Linked DNA regions of Homo sapiens: region 2 is linked to region 1. A link is an interaction called in ENCODE POLR2A ChIA-PET data of the cell type or tissue named here. Cell type or tissue: CD4-positive, alpha-beta T cell. All regions are shown on one strand. Each heading gives the region's core, and the rest is flanking DNA. Links, peaks and the distances in the headings are about the cores only.

The links. ChIA-PET counts read pairs that join two places held together with the same protein. Peaks named below come from ENCODE experiments on the same cell type or tissue, not always from the same donor. Only the 100,000 strongest peaks of a DNase experiment are listed, where the experiment ranks them.
Region 2: POLR2A ChIA-PET joins it to region 1 with 7 read pairs; 7 of 35 experiments call an interaction of 5 or more read pairs at or near these places.

The regions. Positions count from the first base shown.
Region 1 is chr16:70,418,688-70,427,840 of GRCh38, forward strand. All of the region lies in intron 1 of ST3GAL2 (ST3 beta-galactoside alpha-2,3-sialyltransferase 2), which reads right to left. It overlaps LOC124903707 (a long non-coding RNA gene), which reads left to right. Exons shown (of 3, transcript XR_007065103.1): 2 at 1,147-2,178; 3 at 8,186-8,223. Among named protein-coding and RNA genes, the nearest start is that of ST3GAL2, 16 kb to the right of the region's middle. RefSeq lists enhancers at 814-933, 2,886-2,935, 6,063-6,888. In CD4-positive, alpha-beta T cell, for the core only: no CTCF peak of the experiment used is centred there; a DNase peak (open chromatin) is centred at 4,934; H3K27ac peaks cover 87 bases.
Region 2 is chr16:70,264,013-70,273,165 of GRCh38, forward strand. AARS1 (alanyl-tRNA synthetase 1) reads right to left here. Exons shown (of 21, transcript NM_001605.3): 5 at 7,769-7,960; 6 at 6,184-6,328; 7 at 5,606-5,751; 8 at 4,259-4,367; 9 at 3,647-3,797; 10 at 1,526-1,650; 11 at 946-1,090. Among named protein-coding and RNA genes, the nearest start is that of EXOSC6, 17 kb to the left of the region's middle. In CD4-positive, alpha-beta T cell, for the core only: a CTCF peak has its summit at 3,646; a DNase peak (open chromatin) is centred at 3,699.

The sequences.
Region 1 (9,153 bases), core at 383-8,382:
CCCCAGATACATAGATACGCTCTAGCCTGGTTGTGGAGGACCAGGTTGGGGGTGAGAGGATTAGAAGAGAACCTCTGTGCACTCTGCTGTCCTCCCTAGAAGAGGGGTGAAACGGAAGCAAAGCGGGCGATTTCTCCAGGTAATCTTCAACCCTCTCCTCCCCCACCCACGCACCTGGGGCAGGAAATCAGCTGGTGGCAACAGAGCCCCCCACACCAGAGGCTTCCTGGAACAACCCCGAGCAAGGGCACACAGCAGGAAGAGGAGACTCCAGGGCAGGGACACAAATGCTCTCCTAAAGGGCCCAACCCGGGCGAGTCGCACAAAGTGGCAGGGAGGGCAGGGCATTCCCTCCCCCTCTCCCAACTCTTGGATGTCAACATCAAGGCTGGACCATGGCGAGGGACTCTGGTCTGGGTCCTACCCTCCCCCACTGTAAGCTCCAGCAGGCTGGCCACCCTGGAAAAGGCTCAGGCCTGCTAGACCCCAGCAGGGGCTGATGGCAAGGGGCTAAGCTAGGGTGCCTGCAAGTCCCACCCATGCATACCAAAGGAAAGAGGAGATATGCTCCAGAACTTCAGGCCACAGTCTTTGCGGCCCAGAGTTGAAGGACTGGACTTAAAAATCCACCATCTATCCCCAGATCCTGTTAGGGATGTGAGAATAGGGGAGAGAATACCAGGAAAGAGGTCACAATCCAACCACGAGCACTGCAAATCCATAAGACAGGGGCCCCGGCAGCAGGGGAAGTGACTGCTTCAGTGGAAAGGAAAGCTGCAAGACAGTCTGTGGAGTCACTGCATAGGCACAAAGGCCCTCTGCAAACCAGAGGGCAGCGGCACAGTGACCTGGCTGGCATACTGAAACAGGCTCAGCCCAAAGCTCCAACACACAAGACAAGCTAAGCCCCTGAGAATGCTGTGAGAGCTTCTGGGACATGAGGCCCTGGGTGCAGCAGCCTCGGGTCTCAGAGGCTTCCCTGTCCCAGCCTGGCGGCCAGAGGTCAGAGCAGCTCGCTCGCCTCGCTAGTGCTGGCATCACACTCAAAGGTACAGGTGAAAACATGGTTCTTTCTCATCATCAGCCCCAGTCATGGACCTCGCCTCCTCCACCGGGCTGGTATGACCTCTGCCTGTAATCTTTCAGTCCTCCTGCCCAGCCAAGCTACCAAGGTGGGGTGTCCGCCAGAACCACTGGGGCCAGGCAATATGATGACAGCAACAGTCCAGGCTGCAGGTATGGAGGCCTACTTTGTACCAGGCAAATCCCTCCAAAGGGCTCCTATGTTATCAGTGGGGTAGGGACACCACAACTGACCATTTGACCCCCCCCTTCCCTTTTTTTTTTTTTTTTTTTTGAGATGAAGTTTTGCTCTTTCACCCAAGCTAGAGTGAAATGGCATGATCTCGGTTCACTGCAACCTCTGTCCCCGGGTTCAAACTTCCATCAACTAGGCCAACTTCTTATCAGTTTCTATTCTTGTGGCCCAGTGGGAGGATGGAACCAGGTGGGGAGACTTCTATAGTTTCTGCCAAGATCAAATGTTGGAGAAAGCCTTTTGTATGGCAGTTCGTGGGCTAAACTGGCCTGAGCAGCATGGCAAGAGGTAGGTCATATTACAAGGCCTACATGGAACAAGGCTGCACTCCTAAAAGGTCCAGTCACATAGGTGCCAATCACCTGGGAGACCTAGGGAAACAGGCATCCCTCCCTCCGCCACCACAGCCAAGAGCCCTGGGTAGAGAAGAGGGCAGAACAGAGATCTGACTGCAGGGTGGTCAAGTAGTCTGGAGAGGATTCCTGGTGGCATGGGTCCTACAAGACAACCTAGACAGTGGACAAGCCAGCACTAGGAGGCCAGAGAGCCTGGCGAAAGGGCCTGCAGACGTCTGCTGGCCTTGGAGGTGGTTATCTCCTGGAAGGGGAATAACAGGGCAGGGTCCGAAAGCTTTGGAAACAAACCAGTAACTTGTTCTTTGTGAGCCAGGCTGTTTTTATTCTTTGCACGCCCTATCTTTAGCTTTCTTTTGTTCTCCTTTTATATTTAGTAATGTCTTTTGGAAAGGTCAGCCTGTGGCAGCTATGCTCATGGAAACTCAAGGAAGGTGTTTGCATCCATGCTTCTACCAGAAGACTAAAAGGAAGCCATGTCCTCCCACCCAGCCCTCCAGAGTGAAGGTATAGAAATGCAGAGTAAAAGATGGAGGGAACCAGAGGTGGGCCCCTTGCTCAGCTGCTGTGTCCTCTGGACACTTCCTTTCCAACAGGGACCCTGGAAGTTCCAGCTAGGAAGAGAGGTCATTGTGAGCCCACGGCCAGCCTGGTGCCATCTGGTAACTTCCAGCACCAACCCTGCAGGTGGCTTTGGGAAGCATCGCTGTCCTGCACCCTGCTTTTCCCTGTCACTAAGGTTCAGCCCTGGGAGGTGGGCTGGGGAGGACAGTGCCTGAGAGCCCAGCACACACCTGCCTTCATGGTCCCGAGCTCCAGCTGAGCAGTCTTCCTCTTTCCTGAGGAGCCGATGACATGCTGTGACCTACTCAGGCAGGGCCCCTGGTTGCTAGGGAATCAGTTCACCACCTCTGGAAAGTGGCAATATCGCTGCTGTGAGTAGGCCCAAAGTGGGCCTTTCCCTGGCACCGCCTCTGAGCCTTATCCCCGGGGTGAGAAAAACGAAGGTTGGGGGACGCCAAGGGCCCTCCTCGGTCCCTGCTGCCCATCCTCAAGGACTGACCTGCCCTCCTGGATCTGGCCTAAGCTGAGTTATAAGCTCCCTGCCAAGACAACATCCATCGTGCCATGTACTACTGTTGTCAACTTTAGGGGGATGTGGAAAGGAAGGACGCACAGACCTTGGTCCATTACAGTGGACCCCAGGGAGCTGTCTTTGTTGTCCAGCTTTATGATACAGCTTGGGGTTACACAGGCATCGCCCACATGATGGTGCTATCAGGGACTGGGGATGTGAGGAGGTGGGGCCCAGGGCCCGCTTTCAAGCCCCACCCCTCCTTGAGACAAGGTCTTACTCCAGCCCAGGCTGGAGTGCAGTGCTAGGATCATGGCTCACTGCAGTCTTGGCCTCCTGCCTCAGCCTCAGCATCCTGAGCAGCTGGGACCACAGGTACACACAACACCGCACCTGACTTCGCTTTCAGAGTCCAAAGCCCTCATAGGGCCATTGTGAGGCTAGGGCATCCCCACCCCATATGTGGTTAACTCATGCCTATGAATTACCATTTTGTTTGTTGTTATTGTTTGTTTTTGTAAAGCTAGGATCTTGCTATGCTGCCCAGGCTGGTCTTGAACTCCTGACCCCAATCCTCCCGTCTCAGCCCCCGAAAGTGCTGGAATTACGGGCCTGAGCCACCAAGCCCAGCCTGCACTAACATTTCACAGGGAATGATGGACCAATGCTGGAGGACCTTGATTCCAGGACTGGCTGTGCTCAATAGCAGAGCAGCTGTGTGTCTTTGGGCAAATCACACCTCTCTGGGCTGCAGGTCCTCCATTTGTAAAATGAGCACGATAATGCCTACCTACTGACCTCACGCACTCCCTGCAAAGATTAAATGAGCAATGACTGTAGGCTGTGGAGTGCTGTATCTCCAAGTAACATTGACTTTCAGCCTCATAGAGAGGAAGGAAACAGGGACGAGAGGTGACACTGCAGCTAAGCCAAAGGGAACAGGTGTGTGTGACATGGGACTGGGGGACCAGTTAAAACCGGCCCCAGGCATAAACAGACAGGGTGCTCTGGGCGCTGAGCAGGAGAAGCAGACAGGTCAGTCTGGGCTGGCAGACAGTTCGGGAGAGAAATGGCTGTCAGCAAACATCTGAAGGGCAAGAGGAAAGACACAGGAGTGAGAGGCTCAGAATGCAAGAGGCATCCAGTCCCAAACTTCACTCCCGAGAACTCAGGAGCTGGTGAGCATTGCCCCAAAGCTCCCAGGCACACCAGCATTTTGCTAATACACACATAACGCCACACCCTCAGAGTCCAAAGCCCTCATAGGGGCAGCCTTGACCTCTGGCCCAGAGACCCCAGCAAAGTGACTCACCTGAGGTAAGAAGCCTGTGTAAGACTGAACTGAGGTCTCCTCTTAAGTCAGAGGCTCAAAGCCCAAAGCACGCTGCTAAGCTCTTACTACAACACTCCATTCCTGGCTTTGCCAAGCTGAGTCAAATACCTGTCCCCTCACAAACTGGAAGTGACAGAGAACTGAGTCCAAAAGAGCGCTATTTTTGTTTTTCTGTACCTGAAACTGGCACCACTGTCCTGGGCATTCTCTTCCAAAGGAGGAGACAGAGGGGGAGCACGACTCACCCCAAATCCCTCAACAGAATTGAGAAAACACAGCCACACCAGAGCCATGTCCTCATCCCAGTGCCAGCAAGAAACAGCACAGGAGGGTGGGCATTCAGGAAGCTGACGTCACTGAATGTCTCCATCTCAGACCTTTCCTAACACCAGCTATCACACAGATCTCCCCCCGGGCCATTAAGAGGAAGGGACCATTTGCCATAAAAATCAACACTTTAGGCTGGGCGCGGTGGCTCACGCCTGTAATCCCAGCACTTTGGGAGGCTGCGTCCGGAAGATCACCTGAGGTCAGGAGTTTGAATCCAGCCTGGCCAACATGGTGAAATCCCGTCTCTACTAAAAATACAAAAAATTAGCTGGGCGTGGTGGCACATGCCTGTCATCCCTGCTACTGGGGAGGCTGAGGCAGGGGAATCGCTTGAACCTGGGAGGCGGAGGCTGCAATGAGCCAAGACCAAGTTACTGCACTCCAACCTGGGTGACAGAGAAAGACTCCATCTCAAAACAAACAAACAAAAAAGTCAGTACTCCATACTGGAAAAAGCCCCCTGCCTGCAATTCAGACAACCTGGGTTCTTGCCTCAGTTCTTCTACCTCCTGGCTTGGGGATCTTGGGCAAATTTCTCAACTTCCACTTCCTGATCTGTAAATGGAATGACTCAATGATTTTTTTTTTTTTTTTTTTGAGATGGAGTTTCGCTCTTTTTGCCCAGGCTGGAGTGCAATGGTGTGATCTCGGCTCACCACAACCTCCACCTCCTGGGTTAAAGCGATTCTCCTGGCCGGGTGCAGTGGCTCACGCTTGTAATCCCAGCACTTTAGGAGGCTGAGGCGGGCAGATCACGAGGTCAGGAGACAGAGACCACAGTGAAACCCCGTCTCTACTAAAAGTACAAAAAATTAGCCGGGCGTGGTGGCAAGCGCCTGTAGTCCCAGCTACTCAGGAGGCTGAGGCGGGAAAATGGCATGAACTCGGGAGGCAGAGCTGGCAGTGAGCCAAGATCGTGCCACTGCACTCCAGCCTGGGTGACAGAGTGAGACTTCGTCTCAAAAAAACAAAACAAAACAAAACAAAAAAAGCCATTCTCCTGCCTCAGCCTCCTGAGTAGCTGGGATCACAGGCATGCGCCATGACGCCCAGCTAATTTTTTTTTTTTTGTACTTTTAGTAGAGACGGGGTTTCTCCATGTTGGTCAGACTGGTCTCGAACTCCCGACCTCAGGTGATCCACCTGCCTCGGCCTCCCAAAGTGCTGGGATTACAGGTGTGAGCCACTGCGCCCTGCCAAGTAAGTAGCTTTATAAGGTTCTTGGCTGGGCACAATGGCTAATGCCTATAATCCCAGCACTTTGGGAGGCCGAGGCAGGCGGATCACCTGAGGTTGGGAGTTCGAGACCAGCCTGACCAACATGGAGAAACCCCGTCTCTACTAAAAATACAAAATTAGCCAGGCGTGGTGGTGCATGCCTGTAATCCCAGCTACTCGGGAGGCTGAGACAGGAGAATTGCTTGAACCCGGGAGGTGGAGGTCGCGGTGAGCCGAGATTGTGCCATGGCACTCCAGCCTGGACAATAAGAGCAAAACTCTGTCTCAAAAAAATTAAATAAATAAATAAATAAATAATAAAGTTCTTGCCAATGAAATGGAAAATGGTTGCACATGGTGTAAGACTGTATCATTTGAACTTCTTTAATTACAGTGGCTAAAAATCCAATTTGAAGTGCCCTTTGATGTAAGGGAAACCTTTAACTCAGATGCCTGTGGGTATGACTGGCCACATGCAGGGAAAATGATGCCACTCTTGGTTCCCACATGATGGAAGGTGCCTGCTCGTGGCACAGGCCTCCTTCGTCTCAGCATCTCTTTTCAAGATGCCTGCTGGAGTCCTGGGTTCACTCTGATATGGAGTCTGTGTCCAAACCTGGACCAGGCACTGTGGCTGGGTGCATTTGGTGCCCTTATTGGCCAAGCCTGGGTTACAGGGCACAGAGATGGCAGCTGGGGAGAGATGGTTCCCCAAAGACCTGTTGTTAATGATAAAGATGTCTTGTATTGAGCTGGGCATGGTGATGCACGCCTGTAGTCCCCACTGCTTAGGAAGCTGAGGTGGAAGGATTGCTTGAACCCAAGAGTTCAAGTACAGCCTGGGCAACATAAAAAAAAAGTGATAGGCCAGGCGCAGCAGCTCACGTCTGTAATTCCAGCACTTTAGGAGGCCGAGGTGGACAGATCACCTGAGGTCAGGAGTTCAAGATCAGCCTGGTCACCATGGTGAAAGCCTGTCTCTGATAAAGATACAAAAATTAGCTGGGCGTGGTGATGTGCGCCTGTAGTTCCAGCTACTCAGGAGGCTGAGGCAGGAGAATTGCTTGAACCCAGGAGGCAGAGGTTGCAGTGAGCTGAGATCGTGCCACTGCACTCCAGCCTGGGTGACAGAGTGAGACTCCGTCTCAGGACAAAAAAAAAACAGTGATATATTGAGGTAGTGCCAGGTACCATTTTGACCCATGGAGACCATGCTTTGCCATAGTTCTACTGCCATTTGTTAATTTACCTTGTTAAAAATTGAACGTTAGAATGTAAAATGGTAATCCAGCTACTCGGGAAGCTGACACAGGAGAATCGCTTGAACCCGAGAGGTGGAAGCTGCAGTGAACCGAGACCGCTCCATTCACTCCAGCCTGGGTGGGTAACAAGAGCGAAACTCTGTCTCAAAAAAAAAAACTACTTACTTGACATCTGATGCAGAAGGGCTGCCCTGAACCTGCCTCTAAAATCCCTACCCTTGATAAATCGACCCAGCTCAGAGGCCCACAAGGGCAGAAGTGGTCCGGGTACTGACGTTCAGGGATTCCTGGCAGTGGCTCAATTCTGGCCAGGACTGAAGTCCTTCTCCAGCCAGGGAACTGCCCAGACGTGCGGATGGTGAGGGAGGCCCTGACTGCATGGCCTTCTGGGGTGGCCTGGAGTAAACACTGCCCACCATCAGAGTCCCCCAACCACAGGGAAGCCTCAGCAGGGGAGGGTGCCATGCCTTTTGCTGTCTAGCCATACCTTGAACCAGCTGAAGTCCTCAGGAAAAAAGAACATGACCGTCAATATAGAACGTAACAGGAAGTTAGGATCCTACGTTCCATTGCTCATCTTGCAATGCATTATGGGGGCCAAAGCCTTTTTTTTTTTTTTTTTTTTTTTTGTTTTTGAGACTGAATCTCACTCTGTCGCCCAGGCTGGAGTGCAGTGGCGCGATCTCGGCTCACTGCAACCTCCGCCTCCCAGGTTCAAGCGATTCTCCTGCCTCAGCCTCCCGAGTAGCTGGGACCACAGGTGAGGTGAATGCCACCACACCCAGCTAATTCTTTATATTTTTCGTAGACACGGGGTTTCACCAGATTGGCCAGGCTGGTCTTGAACTCCTGACCTCAGGCAATCCGCCTGCCTCGGCCTCCCAAAGTGCTGGGATTACAGGTGTGAGCCACCACACCCGGCCCTCAGAAGTGTTTTTCTTTTTTTTTTTTTGAGACAGAGTTTCACTCTTGTTGCCTAGACTGGAGTGCAATGGCGCAATCTCGGCTCACCACAACCTCTGCCTCCCGGGTTCAAGCGATTCTCCTGCCTCAGCCTCCTGAGTAGCTGGGATTACAGGCATGCACCACCATCCCGGCTAATTTTGTATTTTTAGTAGAGACGGGGTTTCTCCATGTTGGTCAGGCTGGTCTTGAACTCCCAACCTCAGGTGATCCACCCACCTCGGCCTCCCAAAGTGTTGGAATTATAGGCGTGAGCCACCGCGCCTGGCCCAAAAGTGTATTTCAACCTTTAAGAATTATCTCTGGATTTTCTCTCTTTCTTTTTTGACAAAGGGTCTCGCTCTGTCGCTCAGGCTGGAGTGCAGTGGCGCAAAAATGGTTCACTGCAGTCTTGACCTCCCAGGCTCCAGCAATCCTCCCACCTCAGCCTCCCGAGTAGCCGGGACCACAGGTATGTACCACCATTCCCAGCTACTTTTTAAAATACTTTTTACCGACATGGTCTCCCTATGTTTCCCAGGCTGGTCTCGAACTCCTGGGCTTAGGCAATCCTCTTACCTCAGCATCCCAAAGTGCTGAGATTACAGACACAAGCCACCATACCTGAGCATCTCTGGCTTTTCAAATGGTGACAGTCACGCCCCTGAACACCAGACCCATCTATCCCACTAATTTCTGGATGCTATCCTTTAGACAGTATACCTTAGTAGAGGTATCCAAAAAGTATCTCAAACTCAACTTGCCCCAAACCAAACCCATGCATAATCCAAGCCCCTCAAGCCCCTCAAACCCAGTCTTCTTTTTTTTTTTTTTTTTTGAGACTGAATCTCACTCTGTCGCCCAGGCTGGAGTGCAGTGGTGCGATCTCGGCTCACTGCAACCTCCACCTCCTGGGTTCAAGCCATTCTCCTGCCTCAGCCTCCCAAGTAGCTGGGACTACAGGCCCCCGCCACCATGCCTGGCTAATTTTTGTATTTTTAGTAGAGATGGGGTTTCACCGTGTTAGCCAGGATGGTCTCGATCTCCTGACCTCGTGATCCGCCCGCCTCAGCCTCCCAAAGTGCTGGGATTACAGGCGTGAGCCACTGCGCCTGGCCAAACCCAGTATTCTTTCTGTATTCCCAATTTCTGGGAAAGGAACCCCCATCCATCTAAGCCTGAAATGTAAGAGTCATATGTGAGCCCTCCTTCCTCAACCTCTCACAGCCAATCTATTACAAATCTCAACTAATTTTTACCACTGAAATGTCTCTCAGATCTATTTCTCGCTCTGTCTACAACCATCACTCCATCCAAGGAAA
Region 2 (9,153 bases), core at 429-8,428, 150 kb before region 1:
CAAGGCAGGCAGATCATGAGGTCAGGAGTTTGAGACCTGCCTGGCAAACATGGTGAAACCCTGTCTCTACTAAAAACACAAAAATCAGCCGGGTGTGGTGGTGCGTGGCTGTAATCCCAGCTACTTGGGAGGCTGAGGCCGGAGAATCGCTTGAACCCAGGAGGTGGAGGTTGCAGTGAGCCGAGATCACACTATTGCACTCCAGCCTGGGCAACAGAGGGAGATTCCATCTCAGAAAAAAAAAAGAATGCTATTAGGATAATAGCATTCTAACAGCATTAGGATAATAGAATCCTAATAGCATTCTTTTTCTTTTTCCCCGAGACGGAATTTCACTCTTGTTGTCCAGGCTGGAGTGCAATGGCATGATCTTGGCTCACTGCAACCTCTGCCTCCCAGGTTCAGGCGATTCTCCTGCCTCAGCCTCCCGAGTAGCTGGGATTACAGGGGCACGCCACCACGCCCGGCTAATTTCCGTATTTTTAGTAGAGATGGGGTTTCATCATGTTGGTCAGGCTGGTCTCAAACTCCTGACCTTAGGTGATCCACCTGCCCCGGCCTCCCAAAGTGTTGGGATTACAGGTGTGAGGCACAGCGCCAGGCCCCTAATAGCATTCTGATAGTCACTGTGGATTGTATCAATGTCAATTGCCCAGTTTCCTGCATGATGTTACAATTAGGGGAAACTGGATAAAAGGGTGTGAGACCCTTCCTACAAATTTTTTTTTTTTACAACTTCCTGTGACAATAATTATTTCAAAATAGAGTTAAGAAAACCTCCAGCCAAGGGTGCCTATGTGTATAAAAGTGCATAGCGTGACTGTACGGCACTCCAGGAGAGGCTGTCAGCAGTCTGCTGGAGAGCTAATCTTGAGAAACAATCTTTCAAATACCCCCCAGATACGGGGCAGAATGCTCAGATGTGGAAGGAGCACAGCAACATACCATAGCTACCACTGGAGTCCAAATGGTAATTGTACTTTGGGGAATCATCTGTGACCTCCAGACCCCGTGCCCGGAGCTCTTCGATAGCGTAAATGTCCAGCATAATGAGGTCTTCCCCACCAGCTCCCTTGCCCTGTGATTTCAGCTGTCAGCAAGAGAAACAAGCATAAGTTACCGTAAAGTAGGAGAAAAGGGACTCCAAAGGACTGGAACTTGCTAAACTATGCCCAGCATAAACTGCCAGAACAGGGTTTTTCAATCCTGGCACTACTGACATTTGGGGCCAGATCATTCTCTGTTGTGGAAACTTCTCTTGCAGTGTGGGATGCTGAGGGGCACCCTGGCCTCTACCAAGTACGTGACAGCAGGATCTGCCCCTAGTTGTGAAAATCAAAAATGTCTTCAGACATTATCGCCAATTACTCCCTGGAAGGCAGACTCGCCCCCACTTGAGAACCACTGATCTAGGGGAAAAAGCACTTCAAAGACTTTAATGGAAGGAAACTCATGCTCAGTCTGCAGCCAAGTGGTGCTGGGTTGGAAGGTGTTGGGTTTCCTGTTCACTCTCCAAGTTCTTTACCTGGGCCAGTTTCCTCTCCTCTTCAAAGCCATCCATGTCTACCACCAGGCCCTTCTCTTCAGCAATCAGTCCAGTCAGATCCACTGGAAACCCATAGGTGTCATAGAGGAGCCAAGCAGTGTCTCCTACACAGCACAAAGGAGGTGTGTCAAAAAAAACAGACAGCCCCTTTTCCATGCCAAGCCCTCCAAAAGGATGCTGGGACTGGCAGAAGGAATTAAAGACACAAGGCTATCAGTATCGGCCCTGTGTGCCCATCAGAAAATCCAGCACATCTTTTTCAGTTAACCTGGGGGAAGCACAATGGATGTCCTGATACAATTCTGTTTTGTTTTGTTTTGTTTTTTAAACCTCACCTGGGCTGGGCACCGTGGCTCGCGCCTGTAATCCCAGCACTTTGAGAGGCCGAGGCGGGCGGATCATGAGGTCAGGAGATTGAGACCATCCTGACTAACATGGTGAAACCCCGTCTCTAGGAAAAATACAAAAAATTTGGCCAGGCGCTGTGGCTCACGCCTGTAATCCCAGCACTTTGGGAGGCCGAGGCGGGCGGATCAGGAGGTCAGGAGATCGAGACCATCTTGGCCAATACGGTGAAACCCTGTCTCTACTAAAAATACAAAAAAATTAGCCGGGCATGGTGGCGGGCGCCTGTAGTCCCAGCTACTCGGGAGGCTGAGGCAGGAGAATGGCGTGAACCCGGGAGGTGGAGCTTGCAGTGAGCCGAGATAGCGCCACTGCACTCCAGCCTGGGCGACAGAGCAAGACTCTGTCTCAAAAATAAAAAATAAAAAAAAATAAATAAAAAAATTGCCAGGCGCGGTGGCGGACACCTGTAGTCCCAGCTACTAGAGAGGCTGAGGCAGGAGAATGGCATGACCCTGGGAGGCGGAGCTTGCAGTGAGCTGAGATCACACCACTGCACTCCAGCCTGGGCAACAGAGTGAGACTCCATCTCAAAAACAAAAACAACCTCACCTGGACAATTTTCTATTTCTTTTTTTTTGAGAGTCTCACTCTGTTGCCCAGGCTGGAGTGTACTGGTGTGATCTCGGCTCATTGCACTCTCCAGCTCCAGGATTCAAGCGATTCTCCTGCTTCAGTCTCCCGAGTAGCTGGGATTATGGGTGCCCGCCATCATGCATGGCTAATTTTTGCATTTTTAGTAGAGATGGGGTTTTACCATGTTGGCCAGGCTGGTCTCAAATTCCTGACCTCAGGTGATCTGCCTGCCTCAGCCTCCCAAAGTGATGGGATTAAAGGTGTGAGCCACTGTGCCCAGCCTTACACATCTATTTCTTTTTCTTTTTCTTTTTGAGATGGTGTTTCGCTCTTGTTGCCCAGGCTGGAGTGCAGTGGCATGATTTTGGCTCAATGCAACCTCCGCCTCCCCGGTTCAAGCAATTCTCCTGTCTCAGCCTCCCAAGTAGCTGGGATTACAGGCGCATGCCACCACACCCAGCTAATTTTTTGTATTTTTAGTAGAGACGGGGTTTTGCCATGTTGGGCAGGCTGGTCTTGAACTCATGACCTCGTGATCCGCCCGCCTCGGCATCCCAAAGTGCTAGGATTACAGGTGTGAGCCACCACACCCAGCTGACAAATCTATTTCTTGATCTGAATGTGTGTTCAATTTGTGAAAATTCATCAAGCTTTTCCCTTGTTCATTATACTTCAATAAAGAATCTTTGGAAACTGGGGAGAAAATCTTTGGAATTAATTTTCCCCAAATTGCAAAACAGTACATACCAAATATTCCCACTTTTGCTTGAAAAATACACACACACAAATATCTACATGTATTTGCATGCAAACAGAGAAGAATCCTGAAGAGTTCTACACCAAACCATTAAGAGTTGTTCCCTCTGAGAAATGAGTGTGGAAAAGAGGATTTTCATTTTCTGAACACTTTTGTATTCTGTATTGTTTGAATACTTTGGCCACAATGATGCATTACTTTTACCATTTTACTATAAATTCCAGTTTGCACCAAAAGCAATTCAATCAAGCTATGTTCAGCCTCAGAGACATGAGAGCCCACAGTCAGTCTGTCAGAAAGGGCTTGTCTTTCCCAGAAAGATCAAACGGCCAGGATGGAGAAGGGCAAAAACTGGTACCTACCGGGAATGGTCTTGCTGTCTCCCAGGCTCTGAATTTTCCTGTCCAGGATGCGACGCCCTCTGCTGAGAGTCTTGAGAAACTGCACCTCTTCTTCATTAATGATGTCCTTCACCATGTCTGGGTCCTTCTTCAGCTCAGGAAATGCATCTCCCTGACAAAGGGGAAGCAAGATGAGGGGCTGGATGAAGCCAGAGACTGTTCCCTGCCCCGTCTTAAAAAAGCTCCTTAGCTGGGTGCAGTGGCTCACGCCTGTAATCCTACCACTTTGGGAAGCCGAGGCAGGTGGATTGCCTGAGCTCAGGAGTTCAAGACCAGCCTGGGCAACACGGTGAAACCCTGTCTCTACTAAAACAGAAAAGATTAGCCAGGCTTGGCGGTGTGCACCTGTAATCCCAGCTATTCGGAAGGCTGAGACAGGAGAATCGCTTGAACCCAGGAGACAGAGGTTGCAGTGAGCCAAGATCACTCTATTGCACTCCAGCGTGGGTGACAGAGTGAGACTCCGTCTCAAAAAACAGCAACAAAAAGCTGCTTAACAGTATGCCCTCTCCCACTCCATCCCTCTTAACGGACTGCTTTAGCACAGAAGGGTAAGCAGAGAAATAAACCTACCAGGGACTGGACGACAACATCCACTAACGTAGCAAAGAAGCCCCTGCTGGCATTGAGCTTTTCATGGGCGTATCGGACAGCTCGGCGGAGAATCCGTCTCAACACATATCTGTAAGAGGCAAAAACTAGTCCCCAACGTTCCCAGCTGAGGGTTTTGTCTTGAGTCCCTTGGAATCCTACCCAAAGCAACACCTCTTTCAGGAACTTTCTTTTATCCTAAGCCTGCTTCTTTCGCATTCCCCAAGGTCATTAATTTTAGCACAAGACTCAGTAACATACCCACAAATACCCGTCAAGGCTTCCCTAGGGTAAACGCTGGTTTGTTTTCCTTTCACATTCAGTTACCCATAGAGGGAGGAAAGATGGACAGACCAGATGTGTACTTGATGCCTGTGATCCCAGGTCCTGCCTGTCAGTAAGAGAGATTCCCAGGGCTGGTCAATACCTACCCTCACCCTGCCCCTGCCAATCTCCTATCAGGCAACTTTGAATACAATCCTTATCATCTGTACTCAGCAGCAGAGATTTAATATAGTGGCAACTCTGTGACACTAGCTGAAACTCCCTTCATCCCTTAAAAAAGGGGTGGGGGATTCTTCCACCTGCCCAAGACAAGGAAACAATAACGAAAGATGGCTTTAAGTTTCATAAAGAGGCCGGGCATGGTGGCTCACACCTGTAATCCCATCACTTTGGGAGGTCGTAGCAGGTGGATCATCTGAGGTCAGGAGTTCGAGACCAGCCTGGCCAACATGGCAAAACCCCACCTCTGGCCGGGCACGGTGGCTCACGCCTGTAATCCCAGCACTGTGGGAGGCCGAGGCGGGCGGATCACCTGAGGTTGGGAGTTTGAGACCAGCCTGACCAACATGGAAGGAACCCCATCTTTACTAAAAATACAAAACTAGGCATGGTGGCTCATGCCTGTAATCCCATCTATTCGGGAGGCTGAGGGAAAAGAATTGCTTGAACTCAGGAGGTGGAGGTTGCGGTGAGCCAAGATCGGGCCATTGCACTCTAGCCCGGGCAACAAAAGCAAAATTCTGTCTCAGAAAAAAAAAAAAAAAAAAAAAAAAAAAAAAAAAAAAAACAACCGTCTCTACTAAAAGTACAAAAATTAGCCAGGCGTGGTGGTGTGCACCTATAATCCCAGCTACGTGGGAGGCTGAGGCAGAATCACTTGAACCCAGCAGGCAGAGGTTGCAGTGAGGCAAGATCACGCCATTGTACTCCAGCCTGGGCAACAGAGCAACACTCAATCTCACACACAAAGAAAAGTTTCATAAAGAGTCACACATAGCACACGTGGTGCCGCTCCAAACACCACCCAGTGTGCAGCATACTTACCCACGCCCTGTGTTGTCAGGCCGGCCACCATCAGCCAGTGCCACAGTGATGGTCCGAGCGTGGTCAGCCAGCACCCGGTAGGCCATGTCAATCCCATCGGCATCCTCAGCACCAACTTTCCCAGTGTATGGTCGGGCACCTGTGCCCTATAGATAAGAATCAGGAGGCAGCCCTTTAGGAAGCAGACTTTCTGGCGCTACCTTGCCCAAGGAGGTTCCTGGAGGATTGAGGAGCATTAGCAGAAAGGATGCCGGTCTTGCCAGATCCTATAACCCCAAGAACGTGACATTGGGGAAGTAGAGAGACTCCAGCCAGCCCCTACACTCAAAAATTATACTGTCTCAGGTCTAGAGCCTCACATTATTATTTTTTTTTTGTAGTCAGCTATTTAATTAGGTTCTTAAGACATTTAGAACACCAATTTGTGGAGCCTCACATTATTAACAATGAAGTAGGCAGATGGAAATGGGTACCCTTGGCTGGCAAAGCATATGGTCATTTTTTCTTTGACAGCACTGTTAAGAGTACAGCCTGGAAAACTCCACAGAAGTTTACAATGTTTGCAATAGCACCAGTACCTTCTGAATGGCTTCAAAGTAAGGGACAAAAAGGTCAGTGTCATAGTTGGACATCTTATTCTGCAGCACAGATACCAGTCGTTCCAGGCCCATCCCTGTGTCAATGCTTTTCTTGGGAAGAGGTTTCAGAATGCCATCAGCTTCCCTGTATGATCCAGAAGAAGAGGAGGTTGAAGCAGAGACTCAAGCTGCCACCTCTCCAGTCCCTGCTGGTTAAAATTCATTTACAGAACAGTTTGCAGGCTGTGACCATCTGCCATTTGCCCGGTTTGGTGGGAAGAGGGAAGTGGAGGGAGAAAGGAAGGAGAAAGGAAGAGTTCATTCTTAAATGAACTCTGGGGTTCATTTAAGAGTGAGGAAAGGCCAGGCGCAGTGGCTCATGCCTGTAATCCCAGCACTTTGGGAGGCCGAGGTGGTGGACCATCTGAGGTCAGGAGCTCGAGACCAGCCTGCTCAACATGAAGAAACCCCATCTCTACTAAAAATACAAAATTAGCCGAGCATGGTGGCACATGCCTGTAATCCCAGCTACTCGGGAGGCTGAAGCAGGAGAATCGCTTGAACCCAGGAGGCGGAGGTTGTGGTGAGCTGAGATTTCACCATTGCACTACAGCCTGGGCAACAAGAGCAAAACTCCATCTCAAAAAAAAAAAAAAAAAAGAAAAGAAAAAGACTGGGCATGGTGGCTCACGCCTGTAATACCAGCATTTTGGGAGGCCGAGGCGGGGGAATCACTTGAGGTCAGGAGTTCGAGACCAGCCTGGCCAACATGATGAAACCCCATCCCTGCCAAAAATATTTTAAAAATTAGCCTGGCATGGTGGCATGCACCTGTAACCCTAGCTACTCAGGAGGCTGAGGCAGGAGAACTCAGCAGGCTGAGGCAGGAGAATCGCTTGAACCCAGCAGGCAAAGGTTGCAGTGGGCTGAGATCTTGCCACTGCACTCCAGCCTGGGTGACAGAGCAAGACTCCATCTCCAAAAACAAAAACAAAAACAAAAACAAAACTGAGGCAAGCTTCAAGGAAATAGGCTTTAAAACAGCAGTCCAGTTCTGGCACGGTGGCTCACACCTATAATCCCAGCACTTTGGGAGGCTGAGGCGGGCGGATCACCTGAGGTTGGGAGTTCGAGACCAGCCTGACCAACATGGAGAAACCCCGTCTCCACTAAAAATACAAAATTAGCCGGGCGTGGTGGCACATGCCTGTAATCCCAGCTACTCGGAAGGCTGAGGCAGGAGAATCGCTTGAACCCAGGGCACAGATGTTGCAGTAAGCCAAGATCACACCATTGCACTCCAGCCTGGGTAACAAGAGGAAAACTCTGTCTCAAAAAAACAAAAAAAAAAAACAGCAGCCCGAAGTACAGCAAGCATGACATTATAGGAATAGCTCGCAAGAAGCTATTATGTGCGATAAGGTTTAGTTCATGAAAGAATAGGCCCATCCTTGTTCCAGAGATCAGACAGGTAATCTGAGAAATAAAGAAATGAGCTTTTAGCTGAGAAGAGAGCTACACAGCTCCGAGTTCCTCCTCCCCTGCTCAGCTCAAGGAAAGGAATGGAGTAGGAACCCAAGGCTACCTGTTATACTGGATGAACACAAGGTTCCAGATCTCCAGCACATTAGGGTCGTCCTGGTTGACAAGATGTGCGGCGTCCCGACCACCAATCCGGTCGTAGTGGATCTCACTGCAAGGACCACAGGGGCCCGTGTCACCCATCTCCCAGAAGTTATCCTTCATGTTGCCTGGGAGGATTTTGGTGTCATCCAGCCTGACAAAGGAGTAAAGATAAGTCCAGTTACAGCCCCTGACAAGAGTTCTGCCCAGACTTGCAACCACCGCAAAAGAAATTCTTAGGATTGGCCGGGCACAGTGGCTCATGTTACTGCACTCCAGCCTAGACAACAGAGCGAGACTCTGTCTCAAAAAAGAAAAAAAAAAAATTCTTAGAATTTTTAATGAAGAAGTTCCAACCTTCAGCAAGTACTAATGCTAAGCCTGCACATTAAACCTGCTAAAGAAGCTGGGCGTGGTGGCTCATGCCTGTAATCCCAGCATTTTGGGAGGCCGAGGCGGGCGGATCACCTGAGGTTGGGAGTTTGAGACCAGCCTCATCAACATGGAGAAACCTTGTCTCTACTAAAAATACAAAAAATTAGCTGGGTGTGGTGGCGCATGCCTGTAATCCCAGCTACTCGGGAGGCTGAGGCAGGAGAATCACTAGAACCCAGGAGGCAGAGGCTGCGATGAGCCGGGATCGCGCCATTGCACTCCAGCCTGGGCAACGAGAGCAAAACTCCATCTCAAAAAAAAAAAAAAAAAAAAAAAAAAAAAACCCGCTAAAGAAACAGCACATGACTCTTCTCAAGAGTGCCTACAATAGAAGACAGTACAAAATATACACATGATATGCTCGAAACTCAATGAAAATACACAAGGACATGAGTAAGGCCTAGAAAGGAACACATAATAATGAAAACGCTGGCCACGCGCATTGCTTGAGCTCAGGAGTTCGAGACCAGCCTGGGCAACATTGCGAAACCCCGACTCTCTAAAAAATACAAAAAAAAATTAGCTGGGGGGGTGATGCATACCTGTAGTCCCAGCTACTCGGGAGAGGATCACTTGAGCCCAGGAAGTTGAGGCTGCAGTGAGCTGTGATCATGCCACTGCACTCCAGCCTGGGTGACACACACACACACACACACACACACACACACACAAAAGATTGTGCTTGCTTATCTTTTAAAAGCTACACTTTTAAAGTGTAGATATACAGTACATGAAGTCAAGGTAAAAGAGGATTTTAAAAACCAGCGTCAAGATTAATATTTAATTTTTACAGGTGTCACTACCCAAAATTCCAACTACACTTAGACTACAGAGTCAACCGAATAGGAGTTTTAGATCAAGTAAAAGGGGAAGTTGGGTTGGAATAATATATCTAGAGTAAAAGTAATTAAA